Linked DNA regions of Homo sapiens: region 2 is linked to region 1. Evidence: chromatin loops called from intact Hi-C (ENCODE). Cell type or tissue: IMR-90. All regions are shown on one strand. Links, peaks and the distances in the headings refer to the core of each region. The heading gives the core; the rest is flanking DNA. Region 1 overlaps LOC105371777 (a long non-coding RNA gene). Region 2 holds the start of KRTAP2-3 (keratin associated protein 2-3).

Region 1 (15,452 bases), core at 3,238-11,237:
AAATGTCCATAATTATAAGAAAAAAGTAAGCCAGAGGTATGTACGAAAGATTAGATTTTTCTTTACAGATAGCTGTAAGTGGGTTACTTAACACAGACTACATTTAGATATTTAGTGCTAAGAAGAGACTTCTTCTTCTCCTTTTCCTTTTTTTTTTTTTTTTTTTTAAACAGGGCCTCCCTCATTCTGTCACCCAGGCTGGAGGGCAGGGGCATGATCTCAGCTCACTGCAGCCTCAACCTTGCAGGCTCAAGCCATCTTCCCACCTCACCCTCCCAAGTAGCTATGACTACAGACACACACCATCATGCCTGGCTAATTTTTGTATTTTTTGTAGAGACAGGGTTTCGCCATGTTGCCTAGGCTGGTCTTGAACTCCTGGGCTCAAGTGACCCACCCACCTTGGCTTCCCAAAGTGCTGGGATTACAGGCATGAGCCACCACACTCGGCCTAGCTTAGAGATTTTGAATAGTTTACTTTGTGTGAAATAATATAGCGTGCCATTTCTTTGGGATAAAATAACATATTTCTAAGCATACCCTTCATGGACATGAAGCAATTTGTACCATAGTTTCACATATACCTATTTGGTCTTGCACAACAGAAAACAGATAGTAAATAATATCATTATTTATAATGGTAAATTTAAAAATTTATAAATGTGCATTTAAATTTCTCATTTAAATAATGGTTTTATTTTCTGGGTATGCTGTACATATTGGTGGCCCCAATGCATCCATGCCTCCAGCAGTCAGGCCTTTCTCTACTGCCTCCCACATTGACGCTGGGCTTGGTCATGAGACTTGATTTGGCCAATGGAACATCAACAAGCTTGACACAAGCAGAGGCTTACTAAATGCTTTCACATTGGGAGTTATTCTCTTGGAATGCCCTATAGGCAGCCAGCTACCATGTGAGAAGTTCAATTACCCTGAGACACCATACTGTGAGGAAGTCTAAGCTAGCCTCTTGGAGAGCCCACACCAAGGAAAGCTGAGGAATCCAGGCAACAGCCATAACTGAAGCTCCAGGCAACAGCTGTAACTGAGGCTCCAGGCATATGACTGAGTCAAGCCATTCCAGCCAGTTTCCAGCCATTCAAGACAATGCCACTGCCCCCAGGCATCACAGAGCAGAGACAGGCCATCCCTGCTATTCTGAATCCAAAATTCTGTCCCACAAAATAATTGTGAACAAATACAATGGTGGTTGTTTTAAGCCAGTGAGTTTTGGGGTCATTTTTCATGCCGCAATAGGCAAGTGAAACAGAGTATTTTAAACAGAAGACTCTGTTATTTGCTCAGTGACAATAGCTGATTTAAGGCGAACTAGTTCATTTGCATCCCACCAAACTTTTGACCAGCATACTAGTCATTTTAACACTGACATGGACCTCTAATGAAAGTCCTGGTCTAATAACAATAGATGACATCAAAACTTTCAAGAGAAAAGCAAAGGTCTACCCTCTTCAGAGATGGTAAAGAGTAAAGCCATTGCACATGATGTTCACAGCTCTCCTCTCTGCTCCTTCCCAAGTGGGACCAAGCAGTGTAGCTCCAACCTGAAGTCAGGGCATCCCCTGCTCCTCACTTAAGCATGCTGGGATGCCCAAGGAAATTCTTTTTCTTCTCGTTGAGTTTCAATTCCTTTTGACTCTCTTTTAGTTCCTCATTCCAGGGACATTAACAATTTCTCTACAAATATTTATGCCTCCAATACCACACAAACCAACAGTTTCACTGAAAGGAGATCTCTTTTCAACATAGTTAAGCAATGTTCTCCCTCACCAAGAAACTATAAGTCATTTACAAATTAAGGTGATCATAATTATTACGTAGCTTCTAGTCATAATATTTAAAAGTCATTAAGAGTATAATTCATTTATTCTAGCCATGATTATTCACAATGCTATACTCTAAATGCTATACTTTTCTACAGCTTTTAATCAATAAATACTTTTCAGATTTTTGGTGTTTACATATCACCTGAAGTATTTTGTTGGTTATTTCCCTATGGTAACAACATTGGTTTTCCGAATGACTATAGGCCTACTTTCATTCCCATGTGTGACTCATTCCCATCTCATCTATTCTATTACAACATCTACGTGTCACCATCTCTCTGAAGAGAGTTAGAGAGTTTCTAAAATATACTGGAGGTGAGATCATGCAAAAAGGAAAAGACAGTGCTTCTCACATACCTAACGATCTGATGATCTAATCATACTCAGAAGTTTTACCTTGAACTTTGTGTGTGTGTGTAACTATTTCAGTACATGGGTTGTCCTACTCACCCAAACTTCCCATTGAAATTTAAATGGGAATTCATCTAATAAAATTATGAGTCATCTAATAGAAACTACAAGTCAATTTTTGCTAATTCCATGGTATGCATACGCAGCATAGCATGTATGCATTGACATACACACACATGTACCAGAAGTTTTTTAAATAACAACTATCCTTGACTGAGCTTTACATTCACAATCTCATTTAACATTTATCAAAACCTTGTGGCATATCATTATCTTTATTTTATGATTGGGGAAACTGAGGCTCAAATGGACTGCATTAACTTGCCTGTGGTCATACAGCTATAAAATGGTGGAAACAGAATTTGTACCCAGTATATTTACTCTTTGTGCCACACAAGTCAAAAGTGCTTGCTAGAGAGTTATGTAAAATCTGAATATGGGCAACACATTTTGATGAGCCCTTGCTGATGGCTTTTATCTAAGGTAAGAGCCCAGGTATGAGAAATCTGGATTTTCTATTTGAAAATCAGAACTCATATTTTTCAGAGGCAATTGGTAGTTTGACATCATTTACCTGGATCTTGTTCTGACAAGATCCATGAGTCAGAAATAGACACTCAGGACCAGAGGACAGGTTTTTATAACCAAAAGCTACCTTCTCATTAATCAAACCTCAAAGCATCCACTGCTTTCATACAGAGGTGTGTTCTTAACTTGTTTTAGCCTAAAACGAATCAGCATCAGGGACGATGATTGCTTCCCTGAGAGAGTTTAGCAAGTTCCAAACCTGGAGGACCTCAGACCCCAACCTGTCCAGTTAGACTCCACACTCACTCCTGTTTTCTATCAAAATTTTCTTTCCCCACACACTCACAGAATATGATAGGACAAGAAAGACAAAGACAGGGTAGTAATAATGGACAGGCCACAGATACACCCAATACCATCAACAGTCATCAGCTGAGAATATTTTATCCAGAGATTCATCACAAAAAAAATATTGTGAAAATGTTCATGTATCATCCCCAGCACCCTAGGAAGCAGTAGTTTCAGGTCACCACCCAGTCCCAAGCCTTATATGTCAGTGCTTCCGAAATCTTAATGTGCATACTTATCATATGGGGATCTTGTTAAAATGCAGATTCTGATCTAATTGTTCTGGGTTGAGGCCCAAGATTTTGGACATCTAACAAGCTCCCAGAGGATGCTAAGGCTGCTGATCCACGAGTCGCAAGATTATGGGTGATTTTGATCAATTAGCAATTCGATGCATTCCCCACAGTGAGTGTCGTGTCTATAAACCAGTCTCAATAGGTCCTCTATCAACTGAACAGGATAAACAACACAGCAGGAAAGGTGGCATCGTTAGAATCCCACTAGCACAGTCTTGCTCCAAGCAAGCTAAACCTGCAAGAGCACTAAGTCAGGCCTGGAAGGAAGATGTTTCTTAGGTTCTCACCAAGAACAGAAGACAGAATGAAGTCTAGAAATTAAGATCGATCACTTTGTCCCAAATTTTTCCTGGACTCCATGCGTAGTAAAAGCTATGAGAGGTTCACAAATCAGATTCACAGGAGAGGATGGAAAACACTTGTCCAGGATTGTCTATTGTGTTAGCTAACTAGCACTAAAAAATATACGTCTATATTTATGTATAAGTGAGTATTCACTTATAAAAATCTTTCTAAATTCTCTTCAAGGGCCATTTCTTTCTTCAGTGAACCAAATGATGGCTGAAGTTTTAAGAATAAAAACAACAGCCAGACGCAGTGGCTCATGCCTGTAATCCCAGCACTTTGGGAGGCCGAGGCGGGTGGATCACGAGGTCAGGAGATGGAGACCATCCAGGCTAACCCGGTGAAACCCCGTCTCTACTAAAAATACAAAAAATTAGCCAGGCATGGTGGCGGGTGCCTGTAGTCCCAGCTATTCGGGAGGCTGAGGCAGGAGAGTGGCGTGAACCCGGGAGGCGGAGCTTGCAGTGAGCCGAGATTGCGCCACTGCACTCCAGCCTGGGCGACAGAGAGAGACTCCATCTGAAAAAAAAAAAATAATAAAAAAAAATAAACAACAATAACTCTAACTGTGAAATTGCGTCCTATTCCATACTAAATTAAATCAGCTTAGACAGGCTGCTTTCATTTGTGTTATGGATGTCATTATTCTTTGTTTTCAAGAAATTTGTATTGGAATGAATGGAGTTGGAATAAAGAACCAGTGAAGAAGTGGTCATTAAATACCTGCTTCCTGCCTACTGCGGTGTGAGTCACTATTAGGAAGACAAAATAAGGAAGCTAGAACTTTAGGGAAGGAAATTACAATATACAAAAGAGTCCCTTTGCCCAACTGCAATTCCTGTCACCCATAATCATGGTAAATAATCCTAATAATTATTACCCTTGCTTGTATCATGATAAGGAAATTGATTTGAACTGGGAAACAGAAAACATGTCTCTTCAGTAAAGCTCTTTCCACCCTCCCACACTCAACAAAAGCTTCATAAAGCCACCCGTAACTCTTATGCCCCGTTCCACCGAGTCAACTCCTGTGACTGGCCTCACACCCTTCTCAAGTATCCAAGGCCTTCCCCGGTATGGTCTCAGCTTGTTTTTCCAGAGGGCGGCCGTCATTACCTGAATGGCAGGTTTGCTACGCAAGCGCCTTAATGTGGGGCTTTGTAGACATCACACCTGGGCCGTCATTAGTGTCGTCTGAAAATAATAATCAGCCAGCAGACCAAAGAAGGGCATTCCAAGAAAATTCACTACTACCAGTGTTTGGGGAAACCAGGGAATATCTAATTTACGTATTTATAGTTAATCAAAGAAAGGGCTAACTTACACACATCACACAAGGATAAGTCACCCCAACGTTTATTTATAACTACACCTGGCTACAGTGCTAAGAGTTGGGGGAGGCTGCGCACTTGTAGTTGGCAGCCCTGAGGAAGGAGGTAGCATCTCTAATCATTCCCAAATGGACAGGAGGCTGAGCCAGTGGTAGGAGAGCTTACTGTGGGAACATGGCTTTTTATATTTCTCTCTCAGTCTCCTATTCTCCTCCTACAATGTTAGGTGCTTGGAAGTTTCCAGAAGAGGCCTTTCTACAGGAGACAAGGCATTCTCTGTCTCTCTCCTCTGTCCACACCTCAAGTGTGGATCCACCAAAGGTCAATAGGGCCCTAGGGAGGAGATGACAGCATGCAAGACTGCCCTCTTCCACCCATCCACACTGTCTCTCAGTCAGCCAGATATCAGAGTGGCCAAGACCAGGCTCTGTCTTAGACCACACTGTGGCTGTCTTAGCACAGCAGATATCCACAGCCGGACCCTCCCCATCACATGAAGCAGAAGGAAGAAATAAGTCCCCTTGTGACAAGCACTTGCCTGCTATATGTTTTTACAGCAAACAAAGGTTAAAACTACATCCTTCAGAGAGGAACCACTGAGTCTTCAGGCGACTGGAGAAGGGGAGCTGGGAGCCTGCACCTCTGAGCAAGCCAGAGACCCATGCTAGGGGGTCAGAGATTGAGCAGGCTGGGCAAGAGGAACCCAGACCCCTGCAGGTAGGGATCATGGTGGGTAGAGTCTGGGGCTGGGAATTCAAGGCTTTGATCTATTTCCAGTATCTTTGTCTTCATAGTATCTGATCCTCCCCGTTTTGCCCCACCAGACGTGAGTAAGGAGGAGAATTCATAGCCAACTCCAATAATTCTTTATAATAAAACTTTATAAGTGGTATCTGCTACTCTTTATTTATTTATTTATTTGTTTGTTTGAGACAGAGTTTCGCTCTGTCGCCAGGCTGGAGTGCAGTGTCACGATCTCGGCTCGCTGCAACCTCTGCCTCCCAGGTTCAAGCAATTCTCCTGCCTCAGCCTCCCGAGTAGCTGGGACTACAGGCACATGACACCATGCCTAGCTAATTTTTGTATCTTTAGTAGAGACGGGGTTTCACCACGTAGGCCAGGATGGTCTCGATCTCTTGACCCCGTGATCCGCCCGCCTCGGCCTCCCAAAGTGTTGGGATTACAGCCGTGAAACGTCGCGCCCCGCCTGTGCTACTCTTAAAGGATCCAAAGGATATCTAGAAGGGATTCACGTGCTCGTTTGGGTCCCACAGTACATCGAGGTTTGGGAGCCTCTCAGATATTTGCTTCCTGTCCTCAATTTTGTTTGGGTGCCTCCAGTAACCTCTGATATTTATATAAAACTATCTCACTGTAAAAGGGGCAAAGACCTAGTCTTCTGCCTCCAGGGCTTCTCCTGTGGTCATTTCTCATGTCCTCGCCATTGTGTCAGCCCCAGCTAAATGTTTCTTCTACAGGAGGAAAGGGAGCATGTAACCTCTTGCTCTCAAAAATGGAGAGGGGAAGAAAAAGTTTAAGATGGGTAAAGAGAGACTAAAACTGCAGGCAGCCGTCTTGTTTTCTCAGTCTCCCCTAAACCCACTCCAAGCTGGACGAAACCATCTGTTCACAGAAAAAGTACAAAGGAAAGAAGGGTTTGAGAATGTCAGGTAGTAGACAAAAAAGTTTCAGTTCCTACCCTTACAATGATCCCTTCTCTAAGAGCTGGCTCCCTTTACAAGACAACTCGTCAGAGTTTATTTCTGTACTGGCATTTATGTCTTCAAGGCATCCAAGTATCTTGTGGATCTTTCAACAGATCAAAAGGCAGAAAGAAAAATGTTCTTGGATCAACTCCTAGAAAAATCTGAAACCAGATTTTCCTGAGATATTTCAGGCCAGTCAGTGCCTGTCAGCTTTATACTGTGGCATCTTTCTTTTCAAATATGGATTAAACCCTGCGATGAATGAAAAGATTAAAAGCTCATCATTCCAGCAGCCTTAGTTTCTAAATTGTTGTGCTATCTCCTTAAAAACTTCTGTGCATTTGTATCACGCTGTCTGCTCTTCGGGGCCACTGCTTGTGTTGCAGGGAAGACACAAAGCATGAGAGTTCCGAGCAGTGGGCAAAGATGCTTGTCAAGAGTGTTATAAGGGGGACCAGGCATTGGGAAAGGAGTTGAACCTGAGGGACTTTCAGATTCGATTATTTTCCTCTTAATCGGAGAAGAGTTTGAGTTTATAAACAACATAAAATAACAGATATATGGAAGATACTGACGTTTTGGAGGGCTATCAATAAGATAGGGCGTGGCCAAATTACAAATAAAGTTTATTAGGACACAGTCATGAACGTTTGTTTGCATATTGTCTACAGCTGCTCTTGCACAAGGACAGCAGAGTTGAGTAGTTGCAACAGTCTCTCCAGCCCACACAGCCTAAATATTTATGACCTGGCCTCTACAGAAAAGAAAAAAAAAAAGTCCATCCCGTACTATAGATATTAGAGCAGGAGAAAATGAGTTGAAATTACAGCAGAACAGTCAGGCCTATCTCTGTCAATATCTCTGACAATTGAAGGGGGCAGGCTATTAAATCTAAAGTTGAGAGGGCCTTGGCCCCTTCGCATGCTATTAAAGATGACTGTGGGTCATTTCAAAAACACCTGGATGGTTTAGAATAGGTGCAATCATTTAAAAGATTGAAAAGCATCTGCTTTTCCCCCAGGTAATTCATGTTTAGGGAACAAGTTAAAAATAGAAGATATATTTTGCTTTTCACTTTTAAAATTGTATAGCTTCCCAAATATTTTTCAAGATAATTGGTCAGCTGTTGCTCACTCAGAAGTAATGCTGTTCTTGGTAAAATGCCAATTTGAACAGAGAAAGAAGGATGGTAATGGTGACTCACAAACCAGTTTCACCCGGAGCCTGGGAGAGGGTGCTGCGGCCTTTTGGAATAGGAAGGCCACGAACACCCCCTGCTGGCTATAGGGCAACATAAACCCGAACTCATCCTTTTTCCTGATCCAAGGCTCGGGTTGGACAAAGATCAACCATACAAGTCCTGTGATGGAATCAAGGAATATCAAACATTCATAATTCATGCCCAAGGGATGGTAGCATCTTGAAATTCAAGTAGTTTGTGTTACATGTACAGCAGCAAAGAACCACTACTAAAACAAGAGATAACCAGGTTTTCAATTATCTCCCTTAAACCTCCTAACCCCATTTAAAAAAAAGTTTTACACTACAGCCTTCTACATCTCATTAAACACAATTCCTGTAACAATGAAAAAAGAACTTTCTTCATCGTTTGAAACAGATCCTAGCCAAGGGTCTTGTTCAAAATAGTTTTAATCATATGAAATTGCCAGGATCCTACTCTGCTGACCCCTACAAAAGGCAACCTGAATAGAATTAGTCGGTCGACAATTGACAAAGATATGCAGGAGAGCCTGCAGCTGTGATGAGGCTGCCCTCCTTGACTGATGGACACAGGGATTGTAGGCTAGGGACTCAGGACACAGCCCTCTGTCCTCACAATTTTCCTGAGCCTCCTCTGAATTCCTCTGACTGATGAAAATAGAGGCTGGGATTTCAAGTATCTTTTTCTCATTTAGGCAACCCTGCTCCACATGATACATAAAAATTTTTAATTAAGCTGTTTTTTTTTTTCCTTTTTAACACCAGTGTCCCAATAAAGAAGCTTCAGGAAAGGGGAAATGTTAAAATCGTGATCCTGTCATTGCCTCACTCTCTGAGGCTCTAAGAACAGGAATGTTTGCTAATAGATGGAGGAAAGGCCCTGTTGACTGTAACTGTGGGACTGCATGGGGATTATGCTACACAGAGCAGTGGAAGTTGAGGACTGAGGCTGGGATAGATGCAGACTGTGTCAAAAAAAACAAAAAAAAAACAAGCATTAAGAGGTCAGGGACTTCTGACTTGAAATCACAAGGGTCTGAGAAGCAAAAACATTTTAAAAGGTAAGAATACTAAGCAAATTAACATGTGGACTGGTGCATGTATCTAAATTTTGCAATAAAATCAATGTGAACCTGGGTTTCATGACCACAGTGGCCCAAATAATAAGCCCTTCTGTTGGCCCATTTTTCAGAGGAGTGTCACCCACACACACATGAGTTATAGGAAGAGTCTGAAGTCAAATAACAATTAAAGAAAAAGGGTAGGACAGCAACTCAGTCCCACAATTGTCTTTTTAAAATTAGGCAGAAATTTAAAAGCAAATTCTAAGTAGACTAATTTGAAGGATAAAGCGAGGAGAAAGTATGGGTGCCCATACCCTGAGCTCATCAAATACTTTGATCTATTTCTTAAAATGCCCATGAGGACTTAAGGCAATGGACTCTAACTTAAAAACACAAAGAACTATGGCATCTGATTTTTCAGACTTGAAAACACTGTGACCCAATTCCATCCTCCAGGATATGAACACAGCACGCTTTATAATTCAGTAATAGCCTGAATTATATCCTTAGCCTACAACATTACGTCTCCCAGGAGATTCCAATATGCAGTTTAAGGATGAGGACCACTGGCTGAAAGGTTTCTTTTGAATCTAATTATAATTCAATATAAAACTGGGGATAGAGGCTGGGCACAGTGGCTCACACCTGTAATCCCAGCACTTTGGGAGGCTGAGGCGGGCAGGTCACGATGTCAGGAGATCGAGACCATCCTGGCTAACACGGTGAAACCCCATCTCTACTAAAAATACAAAAAATTAGCCAGGTCTGGTGGTGGGCGCCTGTAGTCGCAGCTACTCGGGAGGCTGAGGCAGGAGAATGGCGTGAACCCGGGAGGTGGAGCTTGCAGTGAGCCAAGATTGCACCACTGCACTCCAGCCTGGGGGACAAGAGTGAGACTCTGCCTCAAAAAAAAAAAAAAAAAGAAAAGAAAAGAAAAGAAAACTAGGGATGGAAAGAAAGGAATGAAAGAGGGAAGGAAGGAAAACAGGAAAGGAAAGGAAAGAAAAAAGAAAAGAAAAGGGAAGGGAGACAGAGAGGGAGGGGGGAAGGAAGAATAAAGAAAGAGAGAGAGAGAAAGAAAGAAAGAGAAAGGCAAGCAGGGAGGGAGGGAGGGAGGGAGGAAGGAAGGAAGGAAGGAAGGAAGGAAGGAAGGAAGGAAGGAAGGAAGGAAAGGAGGGAGGGAGGGAAGGAGCTCTACAGCCACACAGCATATCCATCCGTTACAGGAGCAAATAAGAAAGTCAATCTTCCAGCAGAGGAAGCCAGAGCTAAATAAACACTTTAAATGTCATGAAATAAGACTTCAGAGCCCAAATGTTCCATTTTCTATTCAATAATACTATTTCCTTAAAGGTCTTGGTAACAGAGTTACCCCACGTATCTTGACCCCATATCCTGTGTTCATTCCCAGAACAAAGCTGACATGAATGATTCTTGTATGATCATTTACCAACAGAAACATGCAATCAAATTTCTTATTTTAATTAAGAAACATGGCACAATACATTTTAATTGGTAGTAGACACCATAAAAACAAGAAGGATTAAAAACACAAAGAAATGTCTTCCTCTTTAAAACAGATAATTTGGACTCCTCCTGTTCATCCATGCATTCACTTAATAACCATGGACAGCGTGCTTTCTATGTTAGATGCTGTATCCCCTAACACCCCTTTATAGCTCTTCATTGAGGTCTAGATATTTTGGCCCATGCTTCGGATGCAGCATTTCATGGGACACCCTGATGGATCTCCTGTGCTGTGCTTCCTTCTGTGGCTGTGGGTGCCACGCTGGAGCAATGCTTAGGAGGAGCGGAGTATTTCCAGGTGAGCCCCTACACTCACTGCACCTCCCATGCTCACTCTTCAACACACATTTGTTGGTAAAGGTCCAGTCCTCAAGCTTCAAGGTTTAGAAATTTTATTTTACCAAGGTTGGTCAGGAGCTAAGGGAATGGAGCCAGCTAAACCCAAGGAACAAGAAGCCCCCGTTCATTTACAATGGAAGTTGTCTTGCTGTTGTTTTGCCATTATACCATGAACCTGTCTTGGAATCAATGTGCCTGCACACTGAATTAGGTATCAGAAAATTGGTGATCATGGAATAAGGTAAAGGATTGAAAGGCATTTTTCTTAGGAACGCTTTTATACTGTTGGTGGGAGTGTAAATTAGTTCAACCATTGTGGAAGACAGTGTGGCGATTCCTCAAAGATCTACAACCAGAAATACCATTTGACTCAGCAATCCCATTACTAGGTATATACTCAAAGGATTATAAATCATTCTGCTATAAAGACATATGCAGACATATGTTTATTGCAGCACTGTTCACAATAACAAAGACTTGGAACCAACCCAATTGCCCATCAATGATAGACCAGATAAAGAAAATGTGGCACAGATACACAATGGAATACTATGCCGTCATAAAAAAGGATGAGTTCATGTCCTTTGCAGGGACATAGATGATGCTGGAAAGCATCATTCTCAGCAAACTAACACAAGGACAGAAAACCAGACACCGTGTGTTCTCTCTCATAAGTTGGGGTTGAACAGTGAGAACACATGGACACGGGGGGTGGGAGGCGCATCACATACTGGGGACTGTCGGGGCGTGGAGGGCTGTGGGAGGAGAGCATTAGGACAAATATCTAATGTAGATGACAGGCTGATGCGTGCAGCAAACCACCATGGCGCATCAATACCTATGTAACAAACCTGGATGTTCTGCACCTGTACCCCAGAACTTAAAGTATAATATAAAAAATAGAAAGACATTTTTCTATGGAATGTGAAGGCTACTTCAGTACCAAATAACAGTCTCTTGTGATGAGAGCACCATGTCTGCCAGGCGGCATCTGTTGCACAGCACTCTGCTGTGTCTTCCAGCCTCTGCCTCGTTCCCACTTCAGCCGGGCGTTCCTGCTTACATCTGTGGCAAGCTCTCAGCTAGCTTCTCCTCCCAGACTGAGAATCCTCCTAAACTGCACCTCTTGCCATTTACCCTCTAGGGGACAATAGACTTCTTCATCTTGTACCTGGGTGATACCAGGCTCTCAGAATTCCTAGGGATCAGAGGGGTGGGTAGAAGGACAGGTGGATCAGGTAGATGCATGAAGAGAGGCAACGCCAGTTACTCAGACTCTGCCTGGGCTACCAGAGTCCTGAGCTTCTTGCCCCCATTCGGGAGGTGTTAGGGGTCTCACTCCGAATCATTACTAGTTTGTTCTTTAGCTTTTATTTCCATTTCTTCCGTGTGTGTGTGTGTGTGTGTGTGTGTGTGCTGCCACTGATACTACTTTTCCCTCTCAGCGATTAAAAGAAAAAAAGATACATTTGAAAAAGTGGTGTATTATCTATTCTGTTAATATGATGTCAGTATTTATGAGGTGTGGTCTTTGTGCCTCTTTTTAAAGATATAAGGAATTACTCCATCGCCAAAGTTCGGTGGCTTCTCATATCACAGAGTAAAAGGCAGGTTCCTTGCTGGATGATGGCATCCACATCCCTCACCATTCACCTCCGAATTGCTGAGGTCCTTTCCACCACCCTCCCTTCCATCCCTGAGCACCCCCACATCCCCACTGCTCCACCCACACTCACACCTAAACTGCTATAGACCTTTGCACCTGAGCTGCCATATGGCTCTTTTCTTCCTGCTGTCATTCAAATACCACTCTCACAGGGAGGCCCATTCTCATCTCTCTACACACAAGGGCAACTTTCCCAGCCCTCCCCACCCTTCCTTTTTCTCCTCTGACCTACTCCCTTCACCTCTAGCTCCCACCCCTGAATCTAAGTTCCGCCAGGGCAGAAACGTTTGTGTTTTTTTAACTACTGTATCCCCAGCATCTGCAACAAAACCTTGCACACACTGATATTCACACAGACTTGTGAATTCATGAATGAATGCGTGAGTGAATGAATGAATACATCATATACTATACAAGGTTCATAGTAAAAAATAGCAGCCCCTGGTGTCCCCACTCCTGAATGTTTCTCTCTGAAATCTTTTAGCTATTGTTTCTGGTATTAACCTGCATATCTCTAAGGAATATGCTTACACTGCTATTTCTTGTTTTATCAACTTAAGACGTTAAAGACCGGGCACGGTGGCTCACGCCTGTAATCCCAGCACTTTGGGAGGCCGAGGTGGGCGGATCACGAGGTCAGGAGTTGGAGACCATCCTGGCTAACACGGTGAAGCCCCGTCTCTACTAAATATACAAAAAAAAATTAGCCGGGCGAGGTGATGGGCACCTGTAGTCCCAGCTACTCGGGAGGCTGAGGCAGGAGAATGGCGTGAACCCAGGAGGTGGAGCTTGCAGTGAGCCGAGATCACGCCACCGCACTCCAGCCTGGGCGACAGAGCGAGACTCCGTCTCAAAAAAAAAAAAAAAAAAAAAAAGAAGACATTAAAGACCTAAATCCCCATTGTAGAAGATGGCATCACAGGATTCTTACACCATCTCACACCTCCGGTTGCCATTTCTCTACCTTTCCAGTGTGATTACATCACATTGTCTTATAATTTACATATATATTATCTGTATGGGGTTTATATCCCTTTGCTAGAATGAAGCCTTGTCAGCAGGAATTTGTGTTTGTCTTGCTCACGGAAGTATCCTCATGGCCTAGAACAGTGCCAGGCCCTCAGCAGGTACTGAGTAAATATTTGTGGAGTGAATGGATGAATTCTGAGATTTATGGGCTGTGACTTATCCACCAGTTACTCATCGCTGCACTTTAGGGATGCGTGGGCCACCTCCATGTCCCTGTGCTTTTCCAGCTTGGACTCTCCCTCAAACTCTGCACTTTCAGGAAAACTTCAATGACTCCCTCCCACCCAGCTTTACTTGGGGATCCTTCCTCTATATCCACAAATCTTTTCGTGAACATTATATATAATTCCCGATTAGTCACCGTCTCCGGCTAGGCTGCCGCCTCCTCGGAATCATGGACTGTGTCTTGATTTCTGAACCCTATTGGCTATCACAGCATCCCACCTATTGTAATTGATTCTCAAGCAGCTATGAATGAAGGACACACAGTCCCTGCTTGCCACTTGGAGGCAAGAAAGAAACGACATCTTCCTGTTCCTGGTGAGCCCTAGGGTGAGTCACTTCACCATTTACAGAGATAACATGTGGCTCGATTGCTTCTTCTTTCACTCTTCACTTCCCCAGGTTAATAATTGCCAGATCATGTCATACTCTTTATTTTTTCAACCATTTCACTTCTTGCCATCCCTTTCCATGTCCAAATCTCCCTCAGAAATAAAAATAAATTTCAAATTAGTCAGAGCATCGTGACTTCTTTCAAAGTTAGAATTACTGCCTTATGAAACATGTGATTCAATGTGGGGCTCCGCTTGACAAGATCAAGCATTCTAAACTAAAATGTACAACCAGTGGAAATATCTTCCTGCTCCTCGACTACTGATACTTTACAGCCATGGTTCTCCAACTTTACCATGCATCCGAAGCACTGGAAAGACTTGCTAAGATGGAGCCACAGATTGTGGGGTCCCACTCCCAGAGTTTCTGAGCCAGATAATCAGAGTCTGGGAATTTGCACTGCCACAAGCTCCTGGGTGCTGCTGATGCTGCCAGTCTGAAGCCCACACTTTGAGAACCCTCGCTTTCCCATAATGCTTCAAGAAGTCTTAGGCACTAAGTTGATGCACCTGTGAAGGGGTTAGATTTCCCTCCTCCCTTCCCACCACCGCCAAGATAAGTAGTTGCTGAGTGCAACATTACAGCACTTCTTAAACTCTAATAGGCACACAGATCACCTGTAGATCTTGATAAAATACAGATCCTTATTCAGCAGGTCAGTGGTGGCGATGGGTGTGGGGTGTGGGGGTGGCCTGAGATCTGTAATCAGCCCCCAGGTGAAGCCAATGTGGCTGACTCTCCGCCTAAACTCTGAGCTGCAGGCATTACAAATTATACCAAGTCCATTAGTATTAAAAGAAAGTGACTTTCTTAGGTCTCAAAGCTTTGAGTAGTTTTTGATTTGATTCAGGCATTTGATTCAGGTCTGAGCTCTGAAACTACTAATATACTTTCTTTTTTCCTCATGAGTCATCTTGAGAATATACTTTTATTCTTTGTTTAACATTTTTACAACATAGAAACAAGTTAACATTTTTAACTTTCACCCATATAAAACTTCCAACATGAATGGGCCCAGCTGACTCATTGTCACTGCCCAGAGATCTCTGAGCTCTATTCAAACACTGCAGATAATTGTAAACCTGGAGACAAGGTTGGGAGGGTGGGGCTGTTTATCCTTGTTGATTGAGAAACCTACTCTTTGTCCTGTGCTGGTGTTTTGTTACATAGTTACAGCACTTA
Region 2 (15,452 bases), core at 2,443-10,442, 150 kb before region 1:
TTTGCTCTTGTTGCCCAGGCTAGAGTGCAGTGGCATGATCTCAGCTCACTGCAATCTCTGCCTCCTGGGTTCAAGAGATTCTCCTGCCTCAGCCTCCCAAGTAGCTGGGATTACAGGCATGCACCACCACGCCTGCCTGATTTTTTTGTATTTTTAGTAGAGACAGGGTTTCACCATGTTGGTCAGCTGGTCTCTAACTCCAGACCTCAGGTGTTCCACACGCCTTGGCCTCCAAAAGTGTTGGGATTACAGACGTGAGCCACTGTGCCCGGCCAACTTGCCCATTCTTCTACCCACTAGGTATCTCACCTGTCACCCATAGGTGGTGTACCTCTTCACCAACTGGGTGCAAATGGCGACCTTTCCCCAAAACAAAACAGACTGTTGCATCTGCAGGGAGCTGCCCTTCTCCTCCAGCATCAGCCTGCCATGGTGCATCCAAGCAGCTAACCTCAGTATCTGGAGCCATTTCTATACTTGGTATAATGACCCTCACCCATTTCCCTTTAGCAATAACCACACTTCATGTGATAAGTTTCCCACCATCAGAGATGAGACAACATATTTTCCACCTAGTATAGGAGCAGGTTAATGTCACCCCCACTGTGGGGTATTCTGTAGATGATGGGCCAGGGTGGACAACAGCAGTATAGATACAGCTTGTGGGCTGTGCACCCACATGTATTAAAAGGCATGATAATAGCATGCCACAAGCTAAAACCAGTAGTATGGGATGGCTACCCCCACAGTGTAATGTAATCTATTTCTTCAGGTAATAGACATGGAATATGACAGCAATGAAACCAATCTCTTCAGGTAACCAGTGATACTTGACTGCGACGACAGAGTGACTCTCCACCTGGGGGCCTACCACACCCCTTAGGATGGCTGTGGGCATGCGGCATCCACAGTTGGCCTTACTTACCCTATAACTGGACTGGTAGATGCACCTGGGGACATCCTCATTTGCTGGGATACATCGTGCCCAGTTTAGACACCATTCTTACTAACTGGGAAATTGTAAAAGCCAGGCACTGCTGGAAGCATGCATCCCAGTGGTTTTACCCGTTGGCCACTTTTGCCATGTCCCCCCCGCCACTCCCCCCACCACTCACCACCCAAGTGGTGACAATAGACATACAGCTGCAAGTTGAGGCCCTGGCTTAACATAGGGCTGCAGTCTTTAATGATATCTGCCATGATATTACTCTTCTCACTGAAGAAACTGCCCAAATTAGGTGTGTTACTTTGCAAAATTGCATGGCCCAGGACATCTTAACCGCTTATCAGGGCAGAACCTGTGCATTAATTAAAACTGAATTTTGTGTATATATCCCTGATTACTCTCACAATGTAACACAGGCCATGTGGGCCCTAGATACCCAGATTTCTGCTATAGAATCTCTATCTTATGACCCTGTAACCACATGGTTTAATCAACTCCTGAGTGCTTGGAAAAACTTTCTATACAGTACAATTGTTGTTACATTCATTATTCTTTTTTGTTGTAGTAGTTTATGTTGCTGCTGAAACATCTGGTTGCAATGCTCCTCTGCATATCCTAGCCCCAGGGAAATCTCAGAAGAATGGTGTGATTAGAATGTAAGGGCTATTCAAGGGTATGCTGAGGTGGAGGGTATGGCAGACACATCTGGCAGCAATAACTTAACTTAAGCATACCCTGAGAATGATCCTACAATCAAAGAAGAATGTATGCTTGGAGTTCTGAGCTAAGGATCTGGGAGTGGCCAACTTGGAGATCCACTCCTTATCTATGAAGGACATTTGAATCCCCACCTCATCCATTAGAACACAGGTCATACTGGGGATTGAGGCCCTTTGTTTTGGATTAAATGGAGGTTGTTAGGTGGAGGGTTCTAATGAAAATACTGTGTGAACTGCATGCTTTTTACAAATAATAGCAGTTCTCCTGTCCAGATACCACCACTGGACCACCCTTGTATGTAAGTTCCACTAATAAACCCTGCATCATGTTAGCTTTCTCCAGGTCCCTTCTCTAGCTCTCAGACACATTGTCATACTTAGTGGAGTCAATGGGGGTCCAGGATGACAATGTGTCATCTGGGCAAAACATTTCCCTAATTCTCTTCCAGTACCACTTCTAACCTTGCTGCTGAAAGGAAAGTTCATTACTTATTTTTTTAAATCTGTGTTTAATATGTATAAATGTAAGAGGTTCAAATGCAGCATTGTTACATGGATATATTGCATAGTGGCATGAAGTCTGGGCTTCTACTTTAATATATGTTTTCTTTCCTGTCTAAAGACCATGGTTTACTGAATCCAATGAGCATAAAACTCATAGTAGAGGCTACTTACTGCAGACTGAGGAGACCTGGATCTCAGACCTCATATGGTGACCTCATTGTGTGACCTTGGTACACTCTCAGGACCTCAGCTGTAGAGTGAGGGCATAGGCCTACATATTCTCCGCAATCCCTTCCCGGACTCTACAGATGCAACGACTAATTCCAAACAAATTACAAATATAATAATTGCAATGGATCCTTGAAGAGGGTTTTACAATCAAGGTAGAAGTTGAGTTTGGATTGGAAGGATGAGGAGGGCATTCCAGGTGAATGATGACACATCAAAACCAAGGCAGGAAAGCCCAGGTCCTAGTCAGGGGAGAGTGACCACACCAGTGGCCAGGGATCTGCATTTCGTGTGGTCCCTGCTCATATGAAAAACCACAAGCCTATCTTTAAGTGAGTCATGGAAGGAGCTATCTGTGAAGCAGATGACTACTGGTCTGCACTAGGATGATGCAATTAACCTGCTACCATCATGCCCATGTGCATTAATAAGGCAAGTCACTGCTTGGGTGCCGGTGATGGGAGCCTTTGAAGACAAGGAAGAACATGCTAATTTTAGCGCCAAAGGGCAGAGCGATTAGACACTAATTTAGAAAACACATTCTTTTCTCTCTTATGGGTTAGGAATATTTCAAAGGAAAATTAATCAGAAGTGAATCCAATGTCTAAATTTAGTGAGGATAAACAATACAAGAAAATGAGCGAATATTTGTGGTGTATGTACATGAATATGTATGAGGTGAAGAGTGACCAAAATACCATTAGTCAATGCTAAATCTTCACTTAATTGGCCAGAAGATGCACAAGAAAATGATCATATGTTGAAGGGTCATCAGCTCCCAGCCAGGGTATATAAAGGGCCCAGAGGGGGAGGAGGACATTCACACCTGAGAACATCCAGCTCCTCTCAATAGCCCAACCCACACCAGCCTCAGACACCACCATGACCGGCTCCTGCTGCGGCTCCACCTTGTCCTCCCTGAGCTACGGGGGAGGCTGCTGCCAGCCCTGCTGCTGCCGCGACCCCTGCTGCTGCCGCCCCGTGACCTGCCAGACCACCGTGTGCCGCCCCGTGACCTGCGTGCCCCGCTGCACGCGCCCCATCTGCGAGCCCTGCCGCCGCCCGGTGTGCTGCGACCCCTGCTCCCTGCAGGAAGGCTGCTGCCGCCCCATCACCTGCTGCCCCTCGTCGTGCACGGCTGTGGTGTGCAGGCCCTGCTGCTGGGCCACCACCTGCTGCCAGCCTGTGTCTGTGCAGTCCCCCTGCTGCCGGCCCCCCTGCGGCCAGCCGACCCCTTGCAGCACCACCTGCAGGACCTCCTCCTGCTGAGACCCCAATGCCCCCACAGAGCAATACACTGAAGCCTAAACATCTATCTGGTGTTTTTAAAAAGTTAAAAGAAAAATAGATTTTTTTTCACAAGGTGACAATAGTGATTTTTACCATCTGGATACAGCCTGGTGTAAGCAGACGTCCATTACCACCCTCACCCACATTTTCAGGTGTCTACATCAGCCTTAGTCATTATGGATAGTAAATCGACCTTTAAGAATTCCTGGGGTGGACTTTGCAAACACATTCTACAACCTGATGGTTTTTACTGCTCAAACTGTCACCATCATCTTTTGCAATGTGTTGCTCACTGTTGTCAATAAACTAATTTTTCCTGGCATAGCAGACTGCCCTGCTCCCTGATTTGTTCGTTAGTGCATGTTTATTAGCGTACACAGATAAGCAAGATTTTGGAACCTGCACAAGGGAAACAAAGCTCAACCTAAGCAAAACCTTATCCATAGAAATCTCATCTATTCAGTCATTCAGGAATTGTTTATCAAGGGACCTCCAGTTGACAGGTGCTGCCTGATTAGTGATGAACAAGCTACATGCCTTGTATCCAAGAAGCTTATGGTCTAATGGAATAGACAAAAGGAAAGACAATGTTCATGAAGAGGGGTAGAAGTGGGAATAGCATATGCCAAGCCCAGAATGACCACTGGTAGTAAACTGACCAGCACAGCGCATCTCATCTTCTTACCACAGTTCCTAGAGTAGCATTTTTCAAAGTGTGGCCCATGCGTCATACACAATAGAATCTCTTGCAATTGCCTATTAAAATGCACATTCTTAGGCCCCAAACCAAACCTAATGAATCAAAATCTCTGGGAGTGGGGCCCAAGGCTGTTTATTTTCTATCACTTCCATGTAATTCATTAGAATTTCAGGACCATTATTTCAGAGGAAGACCAGGATTTGAGCTCCTTGAGGGCTTAACAAGCATGGCCTGGAAGCCTTCCAAGAATAGTCACAAGGACAAGCCACAATGAAGACACCCAAAGTGAAGAAAAAAATGTAATATAATAATAAGTATGAAACAGCACCTGCTAAACTGTAATCAGAAGAATCGGTTTGGCAGAGAAGTGAATGTAAATGAATGTGCAAAAAAACAGTATCTTGAGTTTGTCATAGGTGGAATAAAATGACAACAAAAAAAGAGAGACAAAAAGTAAGAGATAAGGGATGAATAAAAAGTGAAGAGGGGAGGCAAGGCAATGAATAGGAGGAAGAGTGAAGAGGAAGATGATGGAGATGATGAGAAAGACAGAAGAGGAACAGAGACAGGCACTAGGATTCCTGGTACAAGTATTTGGTATTTGAAGATGTTACAGGAGAGCTAGGCCAGTCCTCAGATTACCCATGTGGCTAGGAAGTGTGTGCACATCAGGTGGTCTGCTGCCTGTCCTTTGCCCATCTCTATAGATCCATGTCTCACTGCTCCCCACTAAGATTCACTTCAAGCAACACTGACCTTATAGTTATTAAACATTTGCAGTTCCAAATGTTTCGCTTTTCCTCATGTTCTTTCACTTATCTGTTCTTTTACACACTCTTTCTCTTCACCTTCATCACCTACTTAACTCTGATTCATTTCCAAGATTCAATTCAGTCTTCTCCAGTAGTCCTGTCCCAACCCCTGTATCACACAAACACATGTGCAAATGCATACACACACACACACACACACACACACACATACAGGTTAGGAGCTCTCAGCAAGTTCCAATAGCTTACCTCCCTCCCCATAAGGCATTGTATTGAGATTATATGTTTTTTTGCCTCCAAGGAGGGGACCACAGTTTGTTTTTGGCTTCCAATACTGAGCTCAAAGTTTAATACGTAGCCGGTACTTAATTTCTGTTTGTTTAGTTGTCAAAATAAAAGGAAATTGTCTTTACCACAAGAATTTTAAAAGGTAGATAATTATTTAAAGAAAAAATTTTGGCATTAGTGTAACTTAACCTCTCTGACTCTCGAGTTTTCTCATCCGCAAAATGGGAAAAGCAACATTTACCAATGTAGATTGCTAGGGAAGTTAAATAACAATTATAACTTTTTATGTATGCAAGATGCCTGGCACATAGTTAAATGCCCAGTAACATTCATTTATATTCCTTGTGGAGCATTTGGACATCACTGTATCGAACAGGCTCAAAAGATGTGCTATCTACTACATATCAACTCACTGGGAATGGGAACAAATTCAGGGGAGGGCTTTACTAACCAAACTTAAATTGTAATTTTTTTTCAGGATAGTCTACATCTACCAGTAGGAATAGATTTTCTAATAAATATAATGAAGAAGGCAAAAAAAAAAACCCACAACAACTTGGCATCAGATTAAGGCTGTCTCAGAATGAAAATAATCTTTAAAAATTCATTCTACAAGTCCACAGGAATGAGTCCTAGATTATAGGATTTATGAATAGGAGTGCAGCATCAGGTAAAAGAAGGATTGAGCAACATGTAAGTATCTGATGGTTCGACTCTTTCTTTCACATTGAACCTTCCAAGGGAATTAAACAACTCAAAGCTGTAATAGACCTCAAAAGATTACTTTGCCTTCCCTGACTTTAGGCAAATGAATATCTAAAAAACTCAGATGAAATTTTTAAAAAAATTCTAGCAACAAATTCCACCAGTCCCCTGATCATTTAGTTTTTCTGTCTCTCACAACTAAACTCTTTTCTTTTCTAATTATATCTAATTAATTATATCCCTTTCTCTGTCTTCCATGTTTGTATGGATTTTATGATAAGCCAGCCTCTGAAGAACACCAGGCACCGAAGACTCTGCCCATTTTACAGATGAGGAAACCTGGCTAAGGGTAAGTCATTTACTCTAAGTTAGACAACTGCAAAGAGGTGGAGAAAGGACTGGAATCCTTCTTTATCTTCTCCATTTTCCTCCTGCCCTGTGCCCGTCAATATTCCCCATCCCATCCCTGACTCTTATGATTGGAGGATATTTTTAAGATTATTTCTGAGAACGAAGTCCTTAAGGAATGTATTTTCTAATTTTAGAATTTTAATAATTTTCCTAACATCTAGTGGCTTCCAGACTAGTTCCTAACAAAATATAATTCATAAAACTATTAAGAAGAGGGCATGGCCCACCATCACAAGAGGTCACCAACACTACATTCTTTATCTATCCAACTACAAAAATCTCACAAGTTATTTTCACTGTGCTTCAGATTTACTTGTTTCCATCCTGGTGATTATGCACTTGAAGAATGTGTGGAACTTGAATAACATGACTAAAAAAGTCCATGTGGTAAAGACCAGGGATACATCTCTTGTCCAATAGCTTAGGACTATTAATGTGCTACAGCAAGGGAGACCACATGGCTGAGGACCATGGGGCATCCTCCCAAACAAAGGAGGAGAAATGTTATTATAAAATGTTGAGGAATGGTGGGGTAAAATTACGTGACATAGTGTTTTCATAGGCTCAAGAAAAACAGGGCTGTGTATAAAAAATAATTAACACCAGACCTGAGCTGTGAAACAGACTTATGGTCCTCTTTCACTGGAAACTGTATAGTTGAGACAAATGGGGAATGTTGTGTCTGCAAGTCACTTGTCTGAAATTCTGTACCTGGGTTGGGTACTGAGGTTGCTTCTCTGTCCAGATGACTTAGATCCTGTCTAGGCAAGAGTGAAATGTTTCCTTCTTACTGATGTGGCTTGGAAGAGCAAGGTTTCTAACAGCCTATAATTTTAGAAAACAGTATTTCTTAGTACTGTGTTCTTTTGTTAACAAAAGCAGTGGATTTACAGACATATTTCTCTTTTTAGTTTGGCATCTCTGTATACATTCCAAAACAAAGAACAGAATGCTAAACCATGTATCAAGTGAGTACTTATTTTATTTCACTAAAGGGAATAAAACTTTTTAATAACTACTGCTACATGTTATCTATTTTGAGTGACTCCGAGTTGGAAAAAGACTGGGAGACATCACCAGTGTTTCTACTCCACAGAAGACCTGTGGTATTGCTAAATATTTGCCACTCTTTGATCCGTACGACTTTGGAGGAATTCATTTTGTAAATCTGGTCTTCCAAAAACTGTGATGGACTATGATGGATCATAGACTCAAAGGACTTCAAAGATCAGGGATATGATAGACCAAAGGGTGTATTTTTAAAAAGAGAAAACAAAACAAAACACACCTCAGAGGTAAATTTGCACTGAAGACCATCAGCATTCCTTGGACAATGTTATCTTTAATCTACCTTCCAACTCTAAATTTATTTTCTGTATTCCTATTCATCTTTGCTATGGCTGGAAAAGACAAAGCTATTTTATTGGTCACCAGCTAAACTAATTCCCCTTGTCTTTTTCATAATGCCACCTTCCCACCTCATAAACAAACAAAACCCTCAGCCAACAAACTAAAGAAGCTGTGACAGAAAGATAATTGATTCCTTTGTAGATATTGTCCATAGATTTTTAAGTATGTAATACAAAGTGCATATGTCAAAGCAAGAAAGCAAGAAATAGCCCAATTTCAATTTTATTTCTAGGTCAATAATCAGGGAAGGGCATTCAGAAAGGCACAGAATGAATGAAATCCCCATTTAGTTTGACCTTATTGTTCCCAGAAAAGTTCTTTCCCTTTAATTGCTTGATTTATCTTTGTCTTGCCTTACTAAAAGTTATGATTACTATGTGATAGGAAACTATTTGAAAGCTATTTTTCTTTCCTTTCCCCCTCCACCCCCAAATAGTACAGTACCATCTACATAATAAGTGTCTCATAAGTGTTAATGAGTTATAAACCAACTCAGATTACTAAAATAAAATCAGTCTAGCAGCTTTGGTGATGATTTTCTTATAAACAAGGTTAGGCACTGTGTCATTAAACACTGGGCCATTCTTTCCATAGCAGAATCAATACACATCTGCTCTTATGAGCCATTTTGGTTTTTAAGAAATTCTTGCTTGATCTCAATGCCAATCAGAAACCCAGCCTGTGACTCATGAACATTCCAGTCCCATGCTTAAGTCACGGATGGCAGCGAACAAGAGGAAAGTGTGATGGTGGCTGGATTCTTCAAACTTGCACCTTCTCACATGGCATGGCCTGGAAGGACTAGCTGATAGATGAGCAATTGTTCTGATGATATACATGACCAGGTATTCCGTTCTAGGGAAAAAGTAGACAGGTAGAAAACAAAGCATTCTTTAGTGATTTAGGGATCGCTGCCTCAGCAGTTAAATCCAGAGTTCTCATTTCAACGGGCAGCTACAACTCCAGGAAATGACCTCATGTCCTGGGGGTCATCAGCATCCAGCTAGGATATATAAAGGGCCCAGAGTGGAACGAGGACATTCACACCTGAGAACATCCAGCTCCTCTCAACAGCCCAACCCACACCAGCCTCAGACACCACCATGACCGGCTCCTGCTGCGGCTCCACCTTGTCCTCCCTGAGCTACGGGGGAGGCTGCTGCCAGCCCTGCTGCTGCCGCGACCCCTGCTGCTGCCGCCCCGTGACCTGCCAGACCACCGTGTGCCGCCCCGTGACCTGCGTGCCCCGCTGCACGCGCCCCATCTGCGAGCCCTGCCGCCGCCCGGTGTGCTGCGACCCCTGCTCCCTGCAGGAAGGCTGCTGCCGCCCCATCACCTGCTGCCCCTCGTCGTGCACGGCTGTGGTGTGCAGGCCCTGCTGCTGGGCCACCACCTGCTGCCAGCCTGTGTCTGTGCAGTCCCCCTGCTGCCGGCCTCCCTGCGGCCAGCCGACCCCTTGCAGCACCACCTGCAGGACCTCCTCCTGCTGAGACCCCACCTCTCCTCTCAACGCACGAAACATTCCCAGGTGCACAGAAGCTTGTGCAGACTCTTCTACCCCTTCTGGATCAGATGAGAGACTCCACCTTTGCAGCCTAGCTGATCCTCAAGCACGAATTCAACAATAACATCCTATCTATTTCCCCACATAATTATGCAGCTAATCCTGGCCCTCTCTGACAATCTTGAGAAAAATTCCAGCTTTCATCATTCGAATTCCTGGCTTGAAAAAAAAAACGAGTAAATAAAAATCAAAGCTCCTCTTGAATAGAACTCTGTCCCACTGACTCATCACCCTTTTTTCTACTGTTTCAAGGTTCTCAGATGAGATTTTTTTCTTCCAGGATAATACTATTTGTATGCTGTATTTTTGCACTGTAAAAAAAAATAAAATTATATTTCTGGGGAAGCAAACATTTCTTTTTATTTATTGTTTATTGCTCTTCAAAAGCTCATATTTAGCTTACATTACAGCATGCAGAACCAGAAGAACGAAAGGAGAGATTTTCTAAGGGCCATTTTTGAGCTTTAGAATAGGAACAACTCAGGTGGAAGGTCTATAATTTTAATAGCATTTCAAATAAATCTGATCATCTCATGATTCACCTTCATATTTCGAGTCGCAGGTTTTATGGTGATGCTGACGAAATGGTGAGACTACAGTAGGTCTCTGTAAACATAAACTTGACTTATGAATAATTCACACACATGATAAGGGGGAGGAAGTCTAAGCTAAGTTATAGCCCTATTTGTTCACCAATGTAGGAAACTGTACGGTAATTGATGTCAAACAAGACCTGGGAATCCCTAGCCACTGAACATCCTATGCTGGAGGAACCACTATCCCATCTTCTCCATGGTTCCCGTCAGCACCACCATGGCCAGTTCTACTTCCAGTGGAGTGGCTGCTGCTGAGAAGACAGGGAGAAATGAAGCCTTGGTTGTAATCATCCTAGTTTTGAGCTCCGCATACATCTTAACCATTTAAACAACTGCAATGCGGTTGAAATGCTGATAACATTAATCCATACTGCATATATTTTTGATTTTGTTAAATACTTGTATGTTGGTAAGGAAGGCTAACCACTATCATTTTCCTGATAAATATCTTTTTAGTTCCTAGCATGTGATAGAAAAGAGATTTCTTTGATTGTTCAGCATGTATTCCTGGGCATATCTACCTGCCCATTGAGAGAAGTGAGGCAAGGGAAGCTTTGTGAGGGCAGGGGTCTTTAGTCTTTTTAATTTAAATTTATTTCAAGTTCAGGGGTACATGTGCACGTTTGTTATATAGGTAAATTGTGTGTCACAGGGTTTTGGTATACAGATTATTTCATCACCCAGGTAATAAGCATAGTAACAGATGGCCAGGTGCAGTGGCTCAAGCCTGAAATCCCAGCACTTTGGGAGGCTGAGATGGGTAGGTCACTTGAGGCCAGGAATTCAAGACCATCCTGGCCAACATGGTGAAACCCTGTCTCTACTAAAAATACAAAAAGTAGCTGGGCATGGTGGCATGCGCCTGTAATCCAAGCTACTCAGGAGGCTGAATCAGGAGAATCGCTTGAACCTGGGAGGCAGAGGCTTTGGTGAGACAAGGTTGCGCCACTGCACTCCTGCCTGGGTGACAGAGTGAGACTCTGTCTCAAAACTTAATTAATTAATTAATTTAATTAAACAAAAGCATAGTAACAGATAGATGGTTTTTTTATCCTCACCCTCTTCCCACCATCTGCCCTCAAGTAAGCTTCAGTATCTGTTGTTCCCTTATTTGTGTCCATATGTACTCAATGTTTAGCTACCACTTATAAGTGAGAACATGCCGTATTTGGTTTTCTGTATCTGTGTTAGTTTGCTTAGGATAATGGCCTCCAGCTTCATCCACATTGCTACAAAGGACATAATTTCCTTTTTTATGGCTGTATAGTATTCCATGGTGTATGTGTACCACATTTTCTTTATCCAGTCCACCCTTGATGGGTATTTAGGTTGATTCCATATCTTTGCTACTTTGAACAGTGCTGCAATAAACATATGCATGTATATGTCTTTATGGTAGAATGATTTCAATCCCTCTGGGTCCATACCCACTAATGGGATTGCTGGGTTGAATGGTAATTCTGTTTTAAATACTTTCAGAAATTGCCAAACTGCTTTCCACAATGGCTGAGCTAATTTACATTGAGGGCCAGGATCTCGACTAACTTTGTTCACTACTAGATTCCCACTGATCTGCACGATATTTGGCACATTGAGTATAATCAGAAATGATGTGTTGAATGATAAATGAGTAAGTTCTAAGGGGATTGGTTAAAACAGAGAAAGACATTATCATTCCATCCCAACTCTCAACTCATGCTGGATATGCATATTCTTAAAATAAAACAATAAACCAATCATGAAGAAAGATCTTTTTTCTGGAAATATGGTAAAAGTTTCTCAACAAGAAGACTGTTATATTCAAAAACTTTACATTTGCAGTACGTGCACAATGGAGTTTTATCTTTTTTAACGGTTTGGTAATTAACCAATGGATAGGCTCACAAGTCTAATTTCTTTCTATATATTCTTGATCACTGTTTTCAAAATTCGTTAAGTACATCTGTTTTTCTCCTCTCAGAGTTTTTCTTGTTAGCCTTCTAGAGACCTCCTTATTTAAAAGTGTTTTCTCAAATGGACAATGCCTTGTTTCCCCTCAAACCTATCATTATTATTGGATCTCATTTATTCCCACAGTCACCCCATTCTCTGGTTGGCTGAAGTGGCTGGTGCAGATCTGGGTAAGCCTATAAGAAACCATGCAAGTGGTGTGATCAATAAGAATGCTTACACTTGAACCTTCAACTTCAGATCTATTAGGCTGGTGCAAAAATAATTGTAGCTTCTGCCATTGAAAGTGCCAAAAACCACAATTACTTTTTGCACCAACCTAATAGAACAGTCTTAGTTGTAAAGGAAAAGGTCAGAACCAAGTAAATTAAGAGGCAAAGACTCAAAAGTGATTGAGTGACATAATTTGCCTACAAGTCATGACAGTTTGAAACAATTAAAAATGACAATTGGTTCCATAAGCAGAAATGAGCCCCAGCATAGCACACAGGGAGATGTTGAAGACACTGAGGTATGGGCCAGATGAGGCCCGAGAACACGTTCAAGTGGGATCACTACTGAAGGGTTTTGTTATACCGCAAGACTGCAACCTTCCTCTACATAGACTTGTTTGACTTCCTCACCATATTGGTGGCTTTGTTCACAATACCCCATAATCATTCAGTTATGCCCAACTATGACACTATCTCCTTAGGGTATGTTTCGACATTTTCAGAAGGCTGAATAGAAGGTAATTCTTCCCACTCCTGAGGCTGTTGGTAAGACATAGAGTCCTTTCAACCGACTCTAAAAATTAGACATATCATAAATAACAACTGTTTTCAAAGTAAATACACTGTAAAAGCTCCTAAATAAAATAGACATTCCTTAATACCTGGGAATGTGGTACCTACAATCCATTCTTTAGCTACAGTGAGTTCTTCAGCTTTTTGGGCTGATAAATAATGTTCCCACAGATATTTCTGGAATGAGTATTGGCTCCAACACTTACTAGGTACATGACCTTGGGTAAGTCACTTATCTGGTTCCTTATGTGTGAAATGAGAAATAAACAATATCCACATCCTAAGAATGTTATGAAGATTAGATTAATGCATGTATTTTTTAATATGATGCTTGGAACATAGTTACAACTTAATGATACTGGCTATCATGAAGATTACAGTGAAATTTACCTTGGTCTGGAAAGATACAACCATAGAAATCAATGAACATATCTCTAAGACAAAAACCACTGGATGATGGAAACCTACTAAAATGCATTCTTGTACCTCCAAAAAGGGGACAGGAAAATTCTTCTTTTACTGAGAAATCCTGACTTTTAAACTATCCCTGTAGTATTATCCTCAACTTGTTTTGCCCAGGAAGCTTAGCAGTGGCAAAGAATACTAACAACTTGAGATGCTCGCTTTACTTCAACTGCTAGCAAGTAATAACCCTCAGAGCATGCAGAGCACAACAGCTGCTTTGAGCTATCAAAACAGCAACTAGCAAAAGCGTCATTGAATTATAACGATAATTGGAGACTTTGAAGTTAGGGTCATTAAATTCATATTTGAACCATAAATAGCAAAATATAATGGGTCTACACTAAATAAGGAAAATAGACTTTTATGTGTACCTGAGCATCTAAACAATGTCTACAAAACTTACTAATCTGCTGGTGTTATTTCAGGAAGAATAAGTGAAAACAAGGAAATGACCTTGTGTCCTGGGGGTCATCAGCTCCCAGCCAGCGTATATAAAGGGCCCAGAGGGGGAGGAGGACATTCACACCTGAGAACATCCAGCTCCTCTCCACAGCCCAACCCACACCAGCCTCAGACACCACCATGACCGGCTCCTGCTGCGGCTCCACCTTCTCCTCCCTGAGCTACGGGGGAGGCTGCTGCCAGCCCTGCTGCTGCCGCGACCCCTGCTGCTGCCGCCCCGTGACCTGCCAGACCACCGTGTGCCGCCCCGTGACCTGCGTGCCCCGCTGCACGCGCCCCATCTGCGAGCCCTGCCGCCGCCCGGTGTGCTGCGACCCCTGCTCCCTGCAGGAAGGCTGCTGCCGCCCCATCACCTGCTGCCCCTCGTCGTGCACGGCTGTGGTGTGCAGGCCCTGCTGCTGGGCCACCACCTGCTGCCAGCCTGTGTCTGTGCAGTCCCCCTGCGGCCAGCCGACCCCTTGCAGCACCACCTGCAGGACCTCCTCCTGCTGAGCCACCACCTGCTGCCAGCCTGTGTCTGTGCAGTCCCCCTGCGGCCAGCCGACCCCTTGCAGCACCACCTGCAGGACCTCCTCCTGCTGAGCAGCCCGTTATCACGAAGGGCCCCTCAGAAGATGGCCAGGTCCATCCCGCTGCCCCTCAGGGCTTCACCGCAGAGCAATACACGTTTCCTTGAGAAGCCCATTTCTCATCTCTTCATACTAGCTCACACTATGCATTGAAGACACCTTTTCAGACCAACCACAGATGAGAAATACTTTTCCTAGGACTCCAGTCTAACTCCTATATCATGTTGTCTGCTTTCTAATAAACTCAATACTCCTACCATAGAAATCATGGTCTTTGTGATATTTTCTTCTGGGAGATTGTCTCTTTTTTTCTAGAGATACTCAAAGCAAGATGCAGAATAATCCTCTTATACAGTTCTCATAACTTAAGTCTGAGTAGTTTTCTTATAATCATTGTAAATGGCATTTATGGAGCACAGCTGAGTCAGGAAGATGGATACAACTATGACTTTATCATGTGTACAGAGTCACTTGTGCCCAAAATTCCAGGCATGCATTGAACACCTGAGAAATGTTCTGCAACAAGAAACACGCTAGGAGGCCGCACCTGGGTTGAAACTTACATTCCCAGCCTAATGGTGTGTTTACTGATCCGACACCTGTTGGAACATCATAGAACGCCCAGGGTGTTAGAGGTGGAAGAAGCCTTAGGCAACCTCTGGCCAATTACCTCTGTTTTTGAAGTTAAAGAAACATGAATAATGTAAGAGTAAATAAGTTACTTACTAATGTAATTATAATCCCAAAAGTTCAGAAAAGACCCTGGAGAATACAAGTTTCCTGCATTTAGACCTCAGGTCAAACACTTCTTAGTATGGTGAGAGACATGTTAATCACAAAATGGTTGTACATTCTACAACTTTATTTTACATTTCAATAGCCACACACACACATATACACACTTCCTAGGAATACATCTAGCCAAGGAAGTGAAAAATCTCTACAGAGAAAACTACAGAACACGACTTAAAGAAATGATAGGTGACACAAACGAATGGAAAAACATCCCATGCCAATGGATTGGAAGAATCAGTATCATTAAAATGACCACACTGCCCAAAGCAATCTACAGATTCAATGCTATTTCTAT

The links. Hi-C counts contacts between places; a loop is a spot of excess contacts. Peaks named below come from ENCODE experiments on the same cell type or tissue, not always from the same donor. Only the 100,000 strongest peaks of a DNase experiment are listed, where the experiment ranks them.
Region 2: a loop joins it to region 1, with 8 times the contacts of the local background. A loop is called at or near these places in 8 of 110 quality-filtered maps.

Annotation. Positions count from the first base shown.
Region 1 is chr17:40,902,096-40,917,547 of GRCh38, reverse strand. All of the region lies in intron 1 of LOC105371777 (a long non-coding RNA gene), which reads right to left. Among named protein-coding and RNA genes, the nearest start is that of KRT20, 25 kb to the right of the region's middle. In IMR-90, for the core only: a CTCF peak has its summit at 8,073 (motif pointing left); DNase peaks (open chromatin) are centred at 7,507 and 8,007; H3K27ac peaks cover 1,601 bases.
Region 2 is chr17:41,053,673-41,069,124 of GRCh38, reverse strand. KRTAP2-3 (keratin associated protein 2-3) reads left to right here and starts at 9,011. Exons shown (of 1, transcript NM_001165252.2): 1 at 9,011-9,885. The coding sequence starts at 9,075. The coding sequence ends at 9,461. KRTAP2-4 (keratin associated protein 2-4) reads left to right here and starts at 3,246. Exons shown (of 1, transcript NM_033184.4): 1 at 3,246-4,009. The coding sequence starts at 3,280. The coding sequence ends at 3,666. It overlaps KRTAP2-2 (keratin associated protein 2-2), which reads left to right and starts at 13,895. Exons shown (of 1, transcript NM_033032.3): 1 at 13,895-14,627. The coding sequence starts at 13,914. The coding sequence ends at 14,285. RefSeq lists enhancers at 2,976-3,512, 3,513-4,050, 8,692-9,266, 9,267-9,841. In IMR-90, for the core only: a CTCF peak has its summit at 6,784 (motif pointing right); DNase peaks (open chromatin) are centred at 2,734, 6,934, 8,644 and 9,694; H3K27ac peaks cover 3,124 bases.